Regions from separate parts of the Homo sapiens genome. Here region 2 is linked to region 1. Evidence: chromatin loops called from intact Hi-C (ENCODE). Cell type or tissue: IMR-90. All regions are shown on one strand. Links, peaks and the distances in the headings refer to the core of each region. The heading gives the core; the rest is flanking DNA. Region 1 has its middle 160 kb from the start of CSNK1G3. Region 2 has its middle 120 kb from the start of ZNF608.

What was found. A loop is a pair of places that touch in the nucleus more often than their neighbours do. Peaks named below come from ENCODE experiments on the same cell type or tissue, not always from the same donor. Only the 100,000 strongest peaks of a DNase experiment are listed, where the experiment ranks them.
Region 2: it touches region 1 in a loop (4-fold over the local background); 3 of 110 quality-filtered maps call a loop at or near these places.

What each region holds. Positions count from the first base shown.
Region 1 is chr5:123,666,269-123,674,611 of GRCh38, reverse strand. No RefSeq gene overlaps it. Among named protein-coding and RNA genes, the nearest start is that of CSNK1G3, 160 kb to the right of the region's middle. In IMR-90, for the core only: a CTCF peak has its summit at 3,458 (motif pointing left); no DNase peak of the experiment used is centred there.
Region 2 is chr5:124,625,967-124,634,309 of GRCh38, reverse strand. No RefSeq gene overlaps it. Among named protein-coding and RNA genes, the nearest start is that of ZNF608, 120 kb to the left of the region's middle. RefSeq lists a silencer at 1,880-2,174 and an enhancer at 3,037-3,086. In IMR-90, for the core only: no CTCF peak of the experiment used is centred there; DNase peaks (open chromatin) are centred at 3,359 and 5,069; H3K27ac peaks cover 2,272 bases.

The DNA.
Region 1 (8,343 bases), core at 344-8,343:
GCACATGTACCCTAAAACTTAAAGTATAATAATAATAATAATAATAAACAATGATATGGGCCGGGCACAGTAGCTCATACCTGTAATCCCAGCACTTTGGGAGGCCAAAGTGGGTGGATCCGTTGAGGTCAGGAGTTCGAGACCAGCCTGGCCAACGTGGTGAAACCTCCTTGTCTCTACCAAAAAAAAAACAAAAATTAGCCAGGCGTGGTGGTGGATGCCTATAGTCCCAGCTACCAGGGAGGCAGAGGTTGGAGAATCACTTGAACACGGGATGCAGAGGCTGCAGTGAGCCGAGATCGCGCCACTGCACTCCAGCCTGGGCGACAGAGTGAGATCTGCCTCAAAAAAAAAAAAAAAAACACGTTTACCTTCAAGTTATCTTTGCAATTATGGAGGATGGGGTGCAAGAAAGAAGGCAAACAGAAAACAGGCATCAACATGACTTTTACTAGGTAATTCTAAGTCATGCCAGCATTTCCTGTCCATCATGTTTGCAATCTAGGAGGAAGAGGAAAAAATATAATGTAATTTTATTTAAACTCAGAGCCTAATCACCAATGACCTTTAATCTCTGAAATCAGTACTACTGCCCATATGCTAAATGCAATTATGAAATTTGATTTCCTATATGTAGTACGCAATGAAACTGTTTTAATTGACACTGATATATATCTGTAATAACTTCTGTAGAAATTAAAAATCAATGCCAATTTCAACTCTCTGGGTAATTTTTTATTGAACAGATAAAAAATTCACATGAGTTCAACACTTGCAAATGGCAAAACAACAAATAAAACAAAAAAAAAACAACAACAAATAAAACAACAAAAAAACACAGCACTCTACTATTATAAACCCAGAACCAGTCTTTAGGCTACAGGGCTTACCAAGCTCATTGAACAAACTTGCTCAACCCTAAGTTGGCTTCAGAATTTAGGGAGACTCCCAAAATGTTCTGACAAGCAGGAACGCCTCAATAACTTTCACATTTTCTCTACTCCTACCCTCATATCAAACCACCAGCACTTCTATGCTTCATTCGCTTTTCTGAGACCTTTTTGTCCAGCCTTAAATGAGATACAGCTGAGGATAATGGAGTAAATCTCACTATAATCAAACTAGGTCCCTGTATTCAGACACCACACACTGGGAGGCCAGGTACACTGACCCAGGTTCCAGTGGTTGGCCTTTGATTAGACTATGCTAACCAGAAGAGTCAACATAAATGAAACAATGTGCATGAATGCAGGAATGCACACACACACACCACTGGGTAATTGGCGAGACAGCTGTTGCTGAAGCTGTTGCAACTTACAGTTGGCATTTATAGGTAACAAGTTCCCAGTACCTTTCATCACCAGTGGGAGGGACAGCATTGTCCTGTGGGCACTCGATATCTCTGAGCACCAGGCAGATTGAAAACAAGCCTCTCCTAAAAGGACAGTCAGCCCCTCTCTGGTGCATTCACTTCAGCTTTTCCTTCCTAAACTGCTGGCTAGAATTTAACAAGACTTTACAGACAGCAAATGCTGCAGATTGGGAAAGCTGTCAGAGCTATTATTTCCTTTTTCTTTCCCACATTGATTTCATTCGAAACTGAACATATCAGCAATTAAGCCTGTCAAATCTAGCATTCAACTTCCTATATAATTTTGAAAGTATTCCCTGTTGTCATCAGGCCGTCTGTGGTTGGGTCCTCTGTATGAATTCCCACAGGGACACGATCATACCAGGGGTCCAAGTCAGGTAGTATCTTTTCCAGGAATCCAAGCCAAGTAGTATTCCTCATAATAAGAAATATAAAGGTGAAGCATAATAAGAAATATATTCTTGTGTTAAAAAGAAGAGGAATAGAAGTGAATTGTATAGCAATAGAAATTGTATTCAGCTGGGTTGGGAAAAACCTGTGCAAAACTAGTGCATGGTCTAATTTTTATAATATAGATTTGTATTTATTTGTAAGTGTGTGTATGTATGTGTGTGTGTGCATACATATATATAGAGGGAGTGCTAGACTGTAACAAATAATAGCATGGTAAGATATATGCTTTTATTTATTTTCACTTATCCATATTTTCTAAGGTTTCTACGGTAATCTTGCATTAGTTTTCTTTTATAAAAAATGTTTAACTAGCGTGAGATGAGCTATAGGAAGAATGTGTGTGGAACATAAATCTCCTTATATAGGGCCAGAAAACCCAACTGTGTATAAACAGAAGGAAATATACAATTGTATGTAAGTAAACATACACAGAGCTCAGGAAAATAGAGTTGAGCCTGTGAAAACAGCAGAGCTGGAATCGCCTCCCCAGAATATTTATATCCACCCACAAAGTTATTTATATAAACTCATGGTCCAAGACTTCCCATGCTACATTCTTGCCATTTACACAGGCCCAGTGGCCCCAGAAGAGCCTCCTTTACAACTCTACTGTTGAGTACTTTAACCTTGCTCTGACATATAAATTCAAATGGCAATATATTATAATATGGGAATCTTCTCCAATCATGGAGCAGAAAAAAAAAGGAAAGTAAAGCCACCAAACTCTTCCAAATGCCATTTTTTTTGGGAGAAATAAGGGGCCAGAGGAGAAGAAGGGGTGGTTTAAAAACAAACAAAAAAATGATTCCCTCCTTTCAAGCCAAAAGCACGAAATCGTAACCGCCTTATAAATTTACCAATTTGTGCTCCATGTAAATCTCAAATGGGAGTTCTCCTAGTGAACCCTCCCCTAGAAAGTTGTTGCCAGGATGTTTATAGAATCATTACTGGTAAGTTTTTTTTTTTCTGCAGGAAAAGTCTCAGCTGCAGCTCCATTATTTGGGGGGTACAAAATGTATTTCAGGAAGCAGTATGCTCTTTTATTTTTTTTAAAGACTAATTCAGATCGTAATTATATTCTCACAAAGAAATTGAGAAATAGGAAATTTTTTTGGTAGATCAATGGCTTTATTCAAGCAACAGCTCATGAATAAATCTCTTTTTAAAGACCTAAAATGTGACACAAGCTCATTATTAAAAAATATTCAAATAACTAAGTATATAGCTTTAAGGGGAAAAGCTGTAGTATAGCATTCTGAACCAGAGCTGCATTCTCAATGATAAATCTTTTTTTTTTTAATTATTGGGGAAAGTACATTTTTGGTTAGATTAAAATGAGATCTGTGAGATCACTTTTCCTACAGATATTTCAACTGTAACAAAATAATGCAACACTAATCTGTAAGACTTTTTCGGTAATAGATGTTTTTCCTCAGTAAATCAATGCAAAGGCTAATTGGGGTGGAAGGTGGCTATCTCTCGTGGTTATAAATACATTTGCATTGCTATCAATCTTTTTTCCACCACCAATGTTAAACGAGGCTGAACAACCTAAAGAGGAGAAAAAAAAAAAAAAAAAAAAAAAAAATTGAAGTTCAATGTTAGCACATAGTAAATGCTGCCATCAAGTGGCCGAATGGAGAGTTGCCCTAACCAAAAAAGTTGTCACCTAAATTACTAACACAATGTTTAAAACCAGGAATCAATCTTACTCATAGTTTGACATATGTTTTTATTATAATCAGGGGCAGTATGCGGTCTGTGGCCCATTTTTGTATGGCCCTCAAGCTAAAAATGTGGCCCATAAAGTCTAAAAAAAAAAAACAAAACAACAAAACTCTGCAAGTGAATATTCCTACAGTAGCTTACTACTAAATCATATGTCCTGATCTCTTATTCTGTCTGTTGCAAGTTATATGTTGGTGACATTGACCTTGGACCATTTAATGTTAAGTCGTTGAATTCTATTTTCTGATGTAAAAGTAAATTGTTTTATTTAGTACTCTGAGCACCTAATATATGCAAACTTCATTTTAATAATTTTCACTTCTCATTGCTTAGGACCAACTTTGAAGTGGATGGGATATGTCTGAATAATAACAAGTAATTTCCCTAAAAGACAACCTAATGCTTTCACATATTAGACAGTGTGAGATACAGCTTTTCAAGTCCTTGAACATCCACCCCCATGTCTCTATGATTAATTGTAATATTAGTGATATTATTTCAATTTCATGTGTCAAGAAAGAAAAGTCTGATATGATGTTGAGAATCACAAAAATATGTACTTTTTTAAGTCAACAGATTTAATAGTGGTCATGAGAAACAAATTTTTCTTTTATTTGCAAAATAACAGATGCAAAGCATTGCCTACAAGTTAGAATGTTTATTCACAAAGACATTATAAATGATGCAGACAAATAGCTAATCATTGCTCAGTGAACAAACATTTTAAGTATGCATTTCATAATTAATAAAATTTTGAAAGTAGGCACAGGTTTTGAGGTTTCCAAAGTTCTATCATACTTATAATATAAAATATTTCTCAAAGTATAGTCACCATTCCTGGCAATGAAATTATAAGAAGTGCTTATTTTTTTTTAACTTTTATTTTAAGTTTGGGGTACATGTGCAGGTGTTTTACACAGGTAAAAACTTGCATCATGGGGTTTTGTTGTACAGATTATTTCATCACCTAAATTTTAAGTCTAGTACCCATTAGTTATTTTTCCTGATAGTCTCCCTCCTTCCAACCTCCACACTCTGATAGACCCCAGTGTGCGTTGTTCCCCTCTGTGTGTCCACATGTTCTCATCATTTAGCCCCCACTTATAAATGACAACATGCAGTATTTGGCTTTCTATTCCTGTGTTAGTTTGCTAAGGATAATGGCCTCCAGCTCTATCTATGTTCCAGCAAAAGACATGATCTCATTCTTTTTTATGGCTGCATGCTGTATGCATACTACATTTTCTTTATCCACTCTGTCACTGATGGGCATTTAGGTTGCTTCCATGTCTTTGCTATTGTGAATAGTGCTGCAATGAACATAAACATGCATGTGTCTTTATGACAGAACAATTTATATTCCTTTGGCTATATATCCAGTAATGAAATTGCTGGGTCAAATGGTAGTTCTGTTTTTAGCTCTTTAAGGAATCACCACACTATCTTCCACAATGATCGAGCGAATTTACACTCCCACCAGAAGTTTATAAGCATTCTTTTTTCACTGCAACCTCACCAGCATCTGTTATTTTTTGACTTTTTAATAATAGTTACTCCGACTGGTGTGAGATGGTATCTCATTATGGTTTTGATTTGCATTTCTCTAACGATCAGTGATATTAAGCATTTTTTATATGCTTTTTGGCCACAATGTATGTCTTCTTTTGAAAGTCTGTTCATGATCTTCACCCACTTTTTAATAGTGCTTTTTTTTCCTGTAAAGTTCCTTATAGATGCTGGATATTAGACCTTTGTCAGATGCACAGTTTGGGAAAATTTTCTCCCATTCTGTAGGTAGTCTGTTCACTCTGTTGATAGTTTATTTTGCTGTGCAGAAGCTCTTTAGTTTAATTACATCCCATTTGTCAATTTTTACTTTTGTTGCAATGGCTTTTGGCATCTTAGTCATGAAATCTGTGCCCATTCTTGTGTCCAGAATGGTATTGCCTAGGTTGTCTTCCAAGGTTTTTATAGTTTTGGGGTTTACATTTAAGTCTTTAACCTGTCTTGGGTTGATTTTTGTATATAGTGTAAGGAATGGGTTCAATTTCAATCTTCTGCATAAGCCAGTTATCCCAGCACCATTTATTGCATAGAGAGCCCTTTCCCCATTGCTTGTTCTTGTCAGTTTTGTCAAAGATAAAATGGTTGTAGGTGTGCGGCCTTATTTCTAGGCTCCTTATTCTGTTCCATTGGTCTACGTGTCTGTTTTTGTACCAGTACCATGTTATTTTTGTTATTGTAGCTCTGTAGTAAAGTTTGAAGTTGGGTAGTGTGATGCCTCCAGCTTTCTTCTTTTTGCCTGGGACTGCCGTCGCTATTTGGTTCTTTTTTGGTTCCATATGAATTTTTAAATGGCTTTTTCTAGCTCTGTGAAGAATGTCAATTGTAGTTTAATAGGAATAGCATTGAATCTATAAATTGCTTTGGGCAGTATGGCCATTATAACAGTATGAATTCTTCCTATCCATGAGCATAGAATGTTTTTCCATTTGTTTGTGTCATCTCTGATTTCTTTGAGCAGTGTTTTATAGTTCTTGTAGAGATATTTCACCACCCTGGTAAGCCGTATTCTTAGTACTTTTTCTTTTTTGTGGCGATTGTAAATGGGATTGTGTTTCTGATTTGGCTCTCAGCTTGACTGTTTTTGGTGTATAGGAATGTTAATAATTTTTGCACATTGATTTTGTATCATGAGACTTTGCTGAAGCTGTTTATTAGCTTAAGGAGCTTTTGGGATGAGATTATGGGGTTTTCTAGATATAGAATCATGTTATTTGCAAACCAGAATAGCTTGGCTTCCTCTTCCTATCTGGATCCCCTTTATTTATTTCTTTTGTCCGATTGTCCTGGCCAGGACTTCCAATACTATGTTGAATAAAAGTGGTGAGAGAGGACATCCTTGTCTTGTGCTGGTTTTTAAGAATGCATCCAGCTTTTGTTCACTCCGTATGATATTGGCTGTGGTTTTATCACAGATGGCTGTTATTATTTTGAAGCATGTTCCTTCAATACCTAGCTTACTGAAAGTTTTTAATATGAAGGGGTGTTGAATTTTATTGAAAGCCTTTTCTGCATCTGTTGAGATAATCATATGGTTTTGTCTTTAGTTCTGTTATTGTGATGAATCACATTGATTGATTTGCATATGTTGAACCAACCTTGATCCTATGGATAAAGCCTACTTGATTGTGATGGATAAGCTTTCTGATGTGCTACTGGATTCAGTTTGCCAGTATTTTGTTGAGGACTTTTGCAGCAATGTTCATCAAAGATACTGACCTAAAGTTTTCTTTTTTTGTTGTGTGTCTGCCAGGTTTTGGAATCAGGATGATGCTGGCCTCAAAGAATGAGTTAGGGAGGAGTCCTTCCTCCCCAGTTTTTTAGAGTACTTTCAGGAGGAATGATACCAGCTCTTCTTTGTACATCTGGTAGCATTCAGCTGTAAATCTGTCTGGTCCTGGGTTTTGTTTTTGTTTTTGTTTTGTTTTGTTTTGTTTTTTTGGTAGGCTATTTAGTATTGCCTCAATTTCAGAGCTCGTTATTGGTCTATTCAAGGATTCAGTTTCTTCCTGGTTCAGCTTTGGGAGGTTGTATGTGTCCAGGATTTTATCCATTTCTTCTACATTTTCTAGTTTGTGTGCATAGAGGTGTTCATAATATTCTCTGGTGGTCATTGTATTTCTATTGGGTCAGTGGTAATATGCCCCTTGTCATTTCTGATTGTGTTTATTTGAATCTTTTTCTGAAGTGCTTATTTTAAAAATTCAGATTCTTAGACCTTATTTTTGACCTATTGAGTCAAAATGTCAAGAAGAAAAGGGACCAGGAATTTAAATTTTTAATAAATCCCACAGGCAACTTGTATGACCTTATAGTTTAGGAACTTCCTCATTGTAGTTAAGGAGAGACTAAACTGATTTTCTCAAGATCTCAAAGCTAGACTTAGAGAATTGGAATCAAAAGTAGAAGCCAGCCTTCCTTACCTCCATTCCAAAATTTCTTACCCCATACTGCATGAACTGGGAAATACTTTCCCATATCAGGTCTCAGCATCCTTGCACTATTACTGGAAGCTATTACCTACATGTAGAGGCATTTCTTAAGTTCTATTTTATAATCCTTTAAAAAGTACAAAAATAAAATGTGCTATGTCATTAAAAATGAGGCATAACATTGAGTTTTTAAAATTATTTGTCATTATTAAAATTAATAATAGCTTGATTTCCTGTTAAAGGCAGCAGTATAAAATTGTCTTTGCTCTATTCTTTACTATGAAACCAAATAATAATAAGGTCAAAAAACAAATCAATAGATAAACCTGATGGTAGATTAAGTGCCCAAAGAAAGGCATAATAATCCTCCTACCAGTGGATGCACACGCATTTTGAATGTGACTTTGCCACCCCTTGAAACTGGTTTGGTCCCCTGACTTACTTTGACCAATAGAATGCAGAAGAACTGATGCTATGTGTCTTTCTAGCCTCAGCCGCCATTAGAGGTCTGCAGCTTCTCACCCTCATGGTACACAGAGATCTCCATGCTGTGAAGACACCCAGGATGAAAAACCATGTGGAGACAAACAGGCCAGACATTTCATCTTTTTCAGCCATCCCAGTTGATCCACCAGCTAACTACAGACACATAAGTGAACCCAGGTGAAACCAGCAGAACTGCCCAATCAATGAATAGAATTAGGAGAAGTAATAAACTGGTTTATTTAAGTCTAAGTTTGGTTTGTTAATAACAATATATCATTAATATGCTAAGAAAAAAACATAAGCCTAAAC
Region 2 (8,343 bases), core at 136-8,135, 960 kb before region 1:
TCATTTTTCTTAACAAAATCACTCTTTAAAGCAAGGGGTGAGTTCTCAACCTTGGCACTATTGACATATGGGACCAGATAATTCTTTGCTGTGGGGGAACTGTTCTGTGCATTGTAGTATATTTAGCAGTACTCCTGACCTCTACTCTGGAGATACCAGTAGCAACCTCCCCAACAAATTGTGACAACCAACAGGTCGTATGAAATTTAGAACTCATGCCTAGCCCCTGCCCCACAGGTAGAGTGCTGAGTTCTATCGTTCTTTGTTGCTTTTGGAGATAGGAAAGCCATCGATGTTTCCTTGTAACTCGATGTAAACAGAATGGGGATGCTCATTTGACCAATGTGGATAAAGTTGGACCAGACCTCTAGCTCTTTAAAAAGAATTGGATGACCCAGATTTTAACATAATAATTAGTAGTTCTTTTAGGTTGAAGATGAATTCAATTTTAAAACCACATCTGAGGGCTGGATTCATTTCACAGCACGTCAATTAGCAGTGCTAGCCCACTAAAAATACATATTATTTCTTCTGGAATGAAGGCTGTCAGTGGAAAACCTGGAAAAAAATGGATAAATCTTAATTGAGTTGCTGGGATTGAATTCAGATTTTCTTCACACAGGGAGAGGCATTTCTTTCATACACAGGAACAAACTTTGAGAGATTCTCACATACACTATACATTTCAGTGAAGTTTTTTTTTTTCACTTAGACATTTGAAAATAAAATGAAAGGAAACATCAAAATCTGCAATATGGAGAAAGTTAAAGTATCCAGGGCTATCATGAACACAAGGCATGATAACACCCATGGACAAGTCTAGGTTTAGGTCTGATCAGACTAGCCTGACCCTTGGCCAGCTGTTGTCATGTTCCTGTCTACCTGGAATGGCAAGTAGTACGATGGAACAAAGCTTCTTTCCTGTGTCCATAACGGACGTGGCTAATCATTGCCGCATTCTCTCCACCTGAATGTGTGTGAGACCTCATAACAAGTTTCTCAGTGCAGCTTTCCCAGTAGTCCCTAAAAAACAGACCAAAGTTGACACGCAACATGAAGGCTGTTTGCCACCTCTGCAAGAAACTAAACTCTTATGGGACTAAATCATGACCCCTATAACTTTCAAGGGTGTCACCCTCACAACCCCCCAATTTCAGGCAAGGAGACTTAACATGGCACTATTCCTCCTTTCAACTATTGGAAACTTTGGAAGTTATTTATTTACCTTCAGTGTTTTAAAGCACTGATTTCTTCAGTCAGAAAAGTTGGGGAACCAGAATCGTTACTTATTGACCCAACTTTCTACTGATTTATGGAGGTGTTATCTTTTTCTCTTTTACTTTCATGCTATCATCACATCTTTGGCTCTCCTGCCACCCTCTTATAATGATCTTTGATTAGATAGAATCCATCCAAATAATCCAGTATCATCTCCTTCTCTCAATGTCACCTGATTAACAATTTTAGTTCCATCTGCAATCTTAATTCCCCTTTGCCACGTAACAACCGTTTCACAGATTCTGGGGATTAGGACATGGACATCTTTGGGGGCTACCACTCTACCTGCCACACCACCCAACACAAATCCCTTTCTGCCTGGGCAGTATTAACACAATAACAATAGTATAATAGTTCTACTGTATAATATACAATATTACAACTGGTATAATGACCATCATCAAAATTATAGTATATTTACTTTGCACTTCACATGTAAGAACTCATTTAGTTCTCATAATCACCCAATTACTATTCGCATTTTAGAGCTGGAAAAACTGAGGCATCAAGCTAAAGTAATTTGCCCAAGTTCACACCACTGTGTAAGTGACAGGACCATAACCCCTATGTTATACTGCTTCAGAGAAGGGATAATACACTCCCTAGGGAATTGACAAGATTTTCCTTTGCTAAAGTGCTTATTATTTCAGAGGGGAAAATAATGGTGTGTCTCTCCAGGCTGCTATGAGACAAAGCCTCTGTGCAGCCTGTGCTGGAGCCAGGCATCAAGCCCTTGTTAAACTCCACATTCCAGGCCCAGGATCCTGAGAGCCTAGCGGCTCTTCAGTGCATTGCTGGCAGAGGTTGCTGAAAAGGTTACCTTTTTTTTTGTTTTCTCATTGTCATGGCAGCCCTTGCCTCTTTCAATACTCTACCATATGTATCTGATGACTAGAAGCTCAGAATACAAGAGTTGGGCTTCACGGGAACTGGTGCTTGGGTGTCAGAGGCTGGTGGGAAGGCTGATGCTTTTGTGATTCTGGCAGAGACTATCATGGGCTCCTACAAAGGGTCATTCCAACGTTCTGACAAAGGGCCCCAAATTTGTACTTTCAATTATCTACAAATGATGTCATTCTCACTGTCTCAGGGGATTTTTGAAAATATTAGAAAGAAGGATGCTCAAACCTCAGCTTTAACTCTTTAAATACCCTCCCCTAACCAGATCCTTCTCCAGTGTATTTTGTGTGTACTGAGGGACAAGGGAATATGTGAAACATACTTACTTGCAAGATGTAAACATTTAAATTATAATTTCTGCAATGTTATATTGAAATTGCTTCTTTATTTCGATATGGTGAGAGCCTCAAAAAATGAATGCCTAGATTTTTCTTGGCTTCTCAGAGGACTTTGCTCTAAATAGTATGTGTTGGGGCAAAATACAGAAATTGATTGAAAAATTCTTCCTAATAAGGGTGGCAGGGGCCACTGAATCAAGACATCCTGGCCCCATTTAATCACTGGAGGTCACTGAACTATAGGTCTGAAAGAGAAAGTAGTTCCATCTTCCTCACCACTCTCCAGAGAAGGTAGTCCAGCCACCCAACCTAGACCAGATCGGAATTTTCCAGGGTGGGGGAAGTGGGGTGGAATCCCTAGCCTAGTAGGGATGACCTTTCAGCGTAATAACCATGGAGAGGGAGACTGTTTCTAGCAAGGCTGCTGTACAGCTGGATGTTTTCAGCTGCCTGTAACAGAAACCATGACTGAAACTGCCATCAACTGCAAGGAAATGTGTTCTCTCCCCAATGCTGAGCCAAGAGCAGGGTAATCTCCAGACATCATCCCGCATGCTGCTGACTCTGCTTCTCTGTGATACTCTTTGCTCAGTCTTCCTTGGGCTTGTCCCCTGTGTTATGGCCACATGAGTTCCAGATCTCTCTCTGGAGACATCAGTGTCCAGGGGAGAGAACTGTGTCTTCCTGTGTCTCTTAGGAGGGAAGAAACCTTCCTCAGATGCCTCTGGCAGGCATCTCTCCCATATCCTTGGCCAGAACCAGGCCACATGGTGACTCCTGAAACATTACAGGAAGAGAATGGGATTGCCATGAGTTCCTCAGGCTAAGAAGGATGAGAATCTGCCCCTGAGTCATGCATGGGAGGAGTGGCTCATGGCTTAGAACTAGGATTCTGTTGGGGAGAACGAAGGGGGGGATGAATGTTTTGTCTGAGGCATGAAACTTTCTTTGAGGCCAGTGAAACGTGGTAGAATCTCTTAGTGTCCTCTGGGTTCTCCTGAGGTGTGAGTCTGGGATGGGTGCTGGTGGGAGGCAGACAGTTGTTTACACTCCAGCAGAACTCACAGAGACCCTCCGCTGTAACTGATTTTTCCTTAGAGAATCTGGTGATTGGGTAGAATTAGGATAGCGGGCACAGGGCTGCACTGAACGCACTGTTCCGAAGGAACATGAAGAGATTCAGAAACCTACCGTCTTTCTTTTCTCTCTCTTCCATGACACAGCTGAGTAAGACTCTATGGGTAGGAGGAAAGGTGCCACTCTCTTCCACCATTCCCTAGCACACACGCACACATGCATACACACACACACACACACACACACACACACACACACACACACACTCTGCTCTTCAGAGGTTCCCCAGAACTTACAGCCTATAAGAAAGAACAGGGACCTACCTTCTCCCCCAAAGCAAGTTCTGCACTCTGGACAGAAAAGAGGAACTCAGGACCATTTTTACTAGAATTTAGACATAATTAGGAGGGGTGGGTGGAGGGGTGAAGGGACTGGAATGTTAGGAAGGGCAAGCGTTGAGCCCTGGTATACCAAAATTGGAAAGAGAAAGAACAAATTAGCCCACTGGCAGAGGGAGAATCTCACCATATCAGGAACAAGGGAGATTCCTTCAGGAGAAAGAGAAACCAGGCTTTAGCTTGGGGTCTCTGACTTAGAGTTATCAACGTTAGGAAAGGGCGTTGACCAAGTCTCAGAAAGCCATCTCACTCTTGCTGGAAGGGAAAGAATGGGTGGGCAACCCCTAGAACTTCCAGCTGGGTGGGGGCATAATCCTCTCTGCCTTTGGCCCTCTCTCCACTCTCAGCAGAGCAGAATGTGTCTGGTAGGGAAGAAGAAAAAGGACTGGCCTCATTTTCCTGCCCCTCTACCAACCTGAATTTGTCCCTGATTGGGTGAGTGGTGGGCGAGTGACCCACCCAGCAGATCTAGTGACTGCAAACCCTTGGGGTAGGGTTAATTCCTTCAAAAGAAGGAATTTTGAAAGTGGGTGAGCAGGTCATGAGACAGAATTCATTCAGGAAGTATTTCCTGAGTACCTGTGAGGGGCCTAGGTACTGGGTGCCCAGGTCCTGTGTCCTGGGGATAGGGTGCCCAGGCCCTGCCCTCTCCCACTTATAGACAGAGTGGGGCACCCCCTCCCACCTCTGGATGAGCACATAGATGTCTCCGTAAAGCTGAGCAAAGCTGAACTCTGCAGACCTAGTGCTGGCCAAGAAGGTCTGCCATGAAGACAAGCACTCACTGTGAGACTCTGCCTCGAAAGCTCATAAACCTGGGAGCCTGCTGTGCTCAGCCTCAGAAACCCCCAGGTGCCCGTGTGTCTGCCATCCCCAGCCCCCACCATCCCCTCAGTGATAAGATACTGGGAGGCAGACCATAAAAGGTGGATTTTGTGACAACAGCTTGGTGACCAGACCGTTCCCTCTGCTGAGGGCTGCTGAGGGCTGAAGCAGGGATGACTCATGGAGAGGCCCCAGCAGACAGCCGAGGAAGCCTCTGACCCTGCGGTGCTGTGGGCTGGGCCATCACGGGACACTGGGGAGCCACAGATGTGCTCAGAGGTAGGGATATGCGGTGAGTCACTCCACCCCTGTCAGGCACTGGCAGGGAGCTGAGGAGTCAGAAGCAGAGAGAGCCAGCGCCGAGCTCGCCCGGTGCCTGTGAGCAGCCAGCCTCTAAATGGCTTCCAGCTTGACAGTCCTCACACTGTGGCAATGTAGCTTCTGGAAGCCTATGGGGCCCAGGGACATTCCTCTGACTGACTCCAGTGGATGAGGTGTGCTCAGGGTGTGGTGGGTGAGCAAGTGGCCTTCCCGGGTCAGCTAGAGGGACTCCCTTGTCATCGTCCAGTGGTGGAAATTGATGAATTGGCACCTAACATGAATGCGATATCCTCCTGGGAGGCTGAGAATCTCTAATCTTGTCCCACTCGATGTCAGCAACTCCGCAGGCCTGGAAGCCTCCCTCTGAATGCTTAGCAGGGCTCCCCTGTGTACCTCCTGCTTTCCAGGGCCACTGTGCCTTGGTCAAGGATGTTTAAGGCGTAAATCACAGAAATCTATTCAAGCAAATGTAAGCAAAGTAGACAGATGTAAGAACAGAGGGGTTCTTACAGGAGCAAGGGTGGCAAGTGTGTCCAAGCTTCCTAGGGGCTGGCACTGGTGGGACCTGGGAGGTCTAGGCACCATGGAAGCTTCTCTCTCACACACATCGTGGTTTGTTTTGTCGCTGTTACTCCTCCTCTGCCTCATTCCTCTCTCTGCACACTGGCTCTCTCTGATTCTCCAAACACATGACCTCGCCTGACTGGCAATACTCTCTGTCATCTTCCAGTTCTAATTGCAGATTCTCAAGAGAAAGGATGGAAGTGGCCAGGCCCAGGGGCCACAGGATAGAATGAACTTGCTGAGGGAGTGGAGGCTGGGCAGTGTGGGGCGGGAACAGTTGCTAAGCTGGCTCCTATTTTTGGCTTCTTTTGACTCCCCACACCACTTTCATCTAAGCCCTTTGTCGAAGGAATATTTATGACTAGGAGCAGAAGTTCACGCAAACCAGCTTAGTTACAAAGAAGGTTTATTGAAAGCGTATAAGAATCCGTCTCACTATCCAAGGATAGGAAGGGAATTGGCAGGTCATAGTGGTTGTTGGTGTCTAGAAAATCCCTAAATCTCGCTCAAATATCACATAATCTCTTACCCCTTCTTCTCTTGGTGTCTCTGTCCCGTTCTCCCGCTTCTGCAGACAGACCGTTTCTACCTCTTTGTGACTTCCCTATTCTTGTAATTGAACGTGGCCTGAAATTGCTATGGAGCTCACGAGGGCTCGTTTCTCACCATCATTTAACTGACCTAGCCTTTCAGTTTGCACTCCAAATTCCTGTGCCAAGTGCAGTGGATTTCCATCCAAGGAATAACCAAATGTGGCTGGGCCGGATTTGGGAGAGGCGTATGGAATTATATAGGACTGTCAACACTCCTGTGATTCCAAGGGTTTTAGGAGCTCTGTGCCAGCAATTGTGGGGTGGCAAAGACCATATACATATATACATGTGAACAAGTGGTCTTTTCGGGTCAGCTAGAGGGACTACATATACATATATATGTGCATATATATGTATATATAGTCTACATATACATATATGTGTATATATATACATATGTATGTATATATACACACATATATACATATATGTATATATACACACATATATACATATATGTATATATACACACACATATATACATATATGTATATATACACACATATATACATATATGTATATATGTATAGTGTATATATGTATGTATATACACTATATAGTGTATATATGTATGTATATACTATATAGTGTATATATAGTGTATACAAGTATATATATATATACACTTATTTTTTATACCACAAAATAGAAATGTCCCCCTTTTCCCTGAGTGCTTCCTCTTTTGTCGTACTTTACTTTTTCCATTTTGTTTACCATCAAATGACATGTTAAATATTTGTTCGTGTATCTGATTATGGCCTCTCCTGCCATTAGAATATAAACTCCATAAGAGCAGGGACCTAATCATTTTTTCCTACTATTCTGTCTCCAGCATCCAGAACAGTGTTTCGCCTAAAACAGGCACTTAAGTATTGTCAGATGAATGAGTGAGCAAATGTCATGTCAGGATACAGTAGAGATGCCATTGATCTGCCTCCTTTCTTTGAGAATTTGCCTCACCCACAACCTCTAGAAGGTTTTATTTTTCATAATGAACCCTTTTGTACCTTACCTGACTTTACGCTAATGAGGTTACTTTTGGCGGGCCCTTAGGTAGTTTCAGGAAGGGGCCGGTCATCAGAGGAACCAACCTCGTGATTAGAGGGTTGGAACTTTTGCAGGGAAGAAGGACTGGAGATTGAGTCCTGTCACCAATGGCTGGTGATTTAATCAGCCATGGCTATATAATGACCCTTCAATAAAAACTCTTCAAAAACAAGGTTTAGGGAGCTGGTGAACGGGGCTGCTGAACCCATGTGCTGGGTGGTGGCATGCCTGGGGAGGGCATGGAGGCTCTGTGCCACCCCTGTCTCCATACCTTGTCTTACACATCTCTTCTATTTGGCTGTTCTGTGTTGTATTCTTCATAATAAAACTGAGATTATAACTCTTTCCTGAGTTCTGTGAGTCACTTTTGCAAATTATTGAACCACAAGGGGATCATGAGAAGCCTCAAATTTGCAGTTGGCTGGGCAGAAATGCAGGTAGTCTGGGGACCCCGTTTGTGGCTGGCACCTGAAGTGAAGGAAGTCTTGTGGGACTGAATCCTTAACTCTGTGGATCTGCACTCACTCCAAGTAATGTCCGAATTGAACTGGGTTGTAGGACACCCAGTTGGTGTTAGAGAATTGGAAATTGTTGTTGGGAAAATGACATAATTTTCTGTAGGAGGTTCAGGGAAGAGACATCTGAAGGCACTAAAGGAGCAAGTCATGCAGATGTCTCAGGAAATGTTTCAGGCAGAGGGAAGAGCAGGTGCAAAGGTCCTGAGGTGAGAATGTGTCTGAAGTGTTTAAGGGAAAGCATGGGAAACATTGTGGTTGGAATACAGGTGAGGGGCAGAATGGCAGATGAGGTGTCGTGTGGACACAACCTTGAGGCAACAGTAACCTTCAGCTACACAGCCAGGCATGCTATCCTGTAATTGTGGGACAGGCAGCTCACAGATTTAAAATGCACAGATCAGAGTTTGCTGAAGCATTTAAACTAAAGCATATAGTGAGAAGCAAGTTGAATAAAATGGAGTGGAGGCCAGCCATGGTGGCTCTT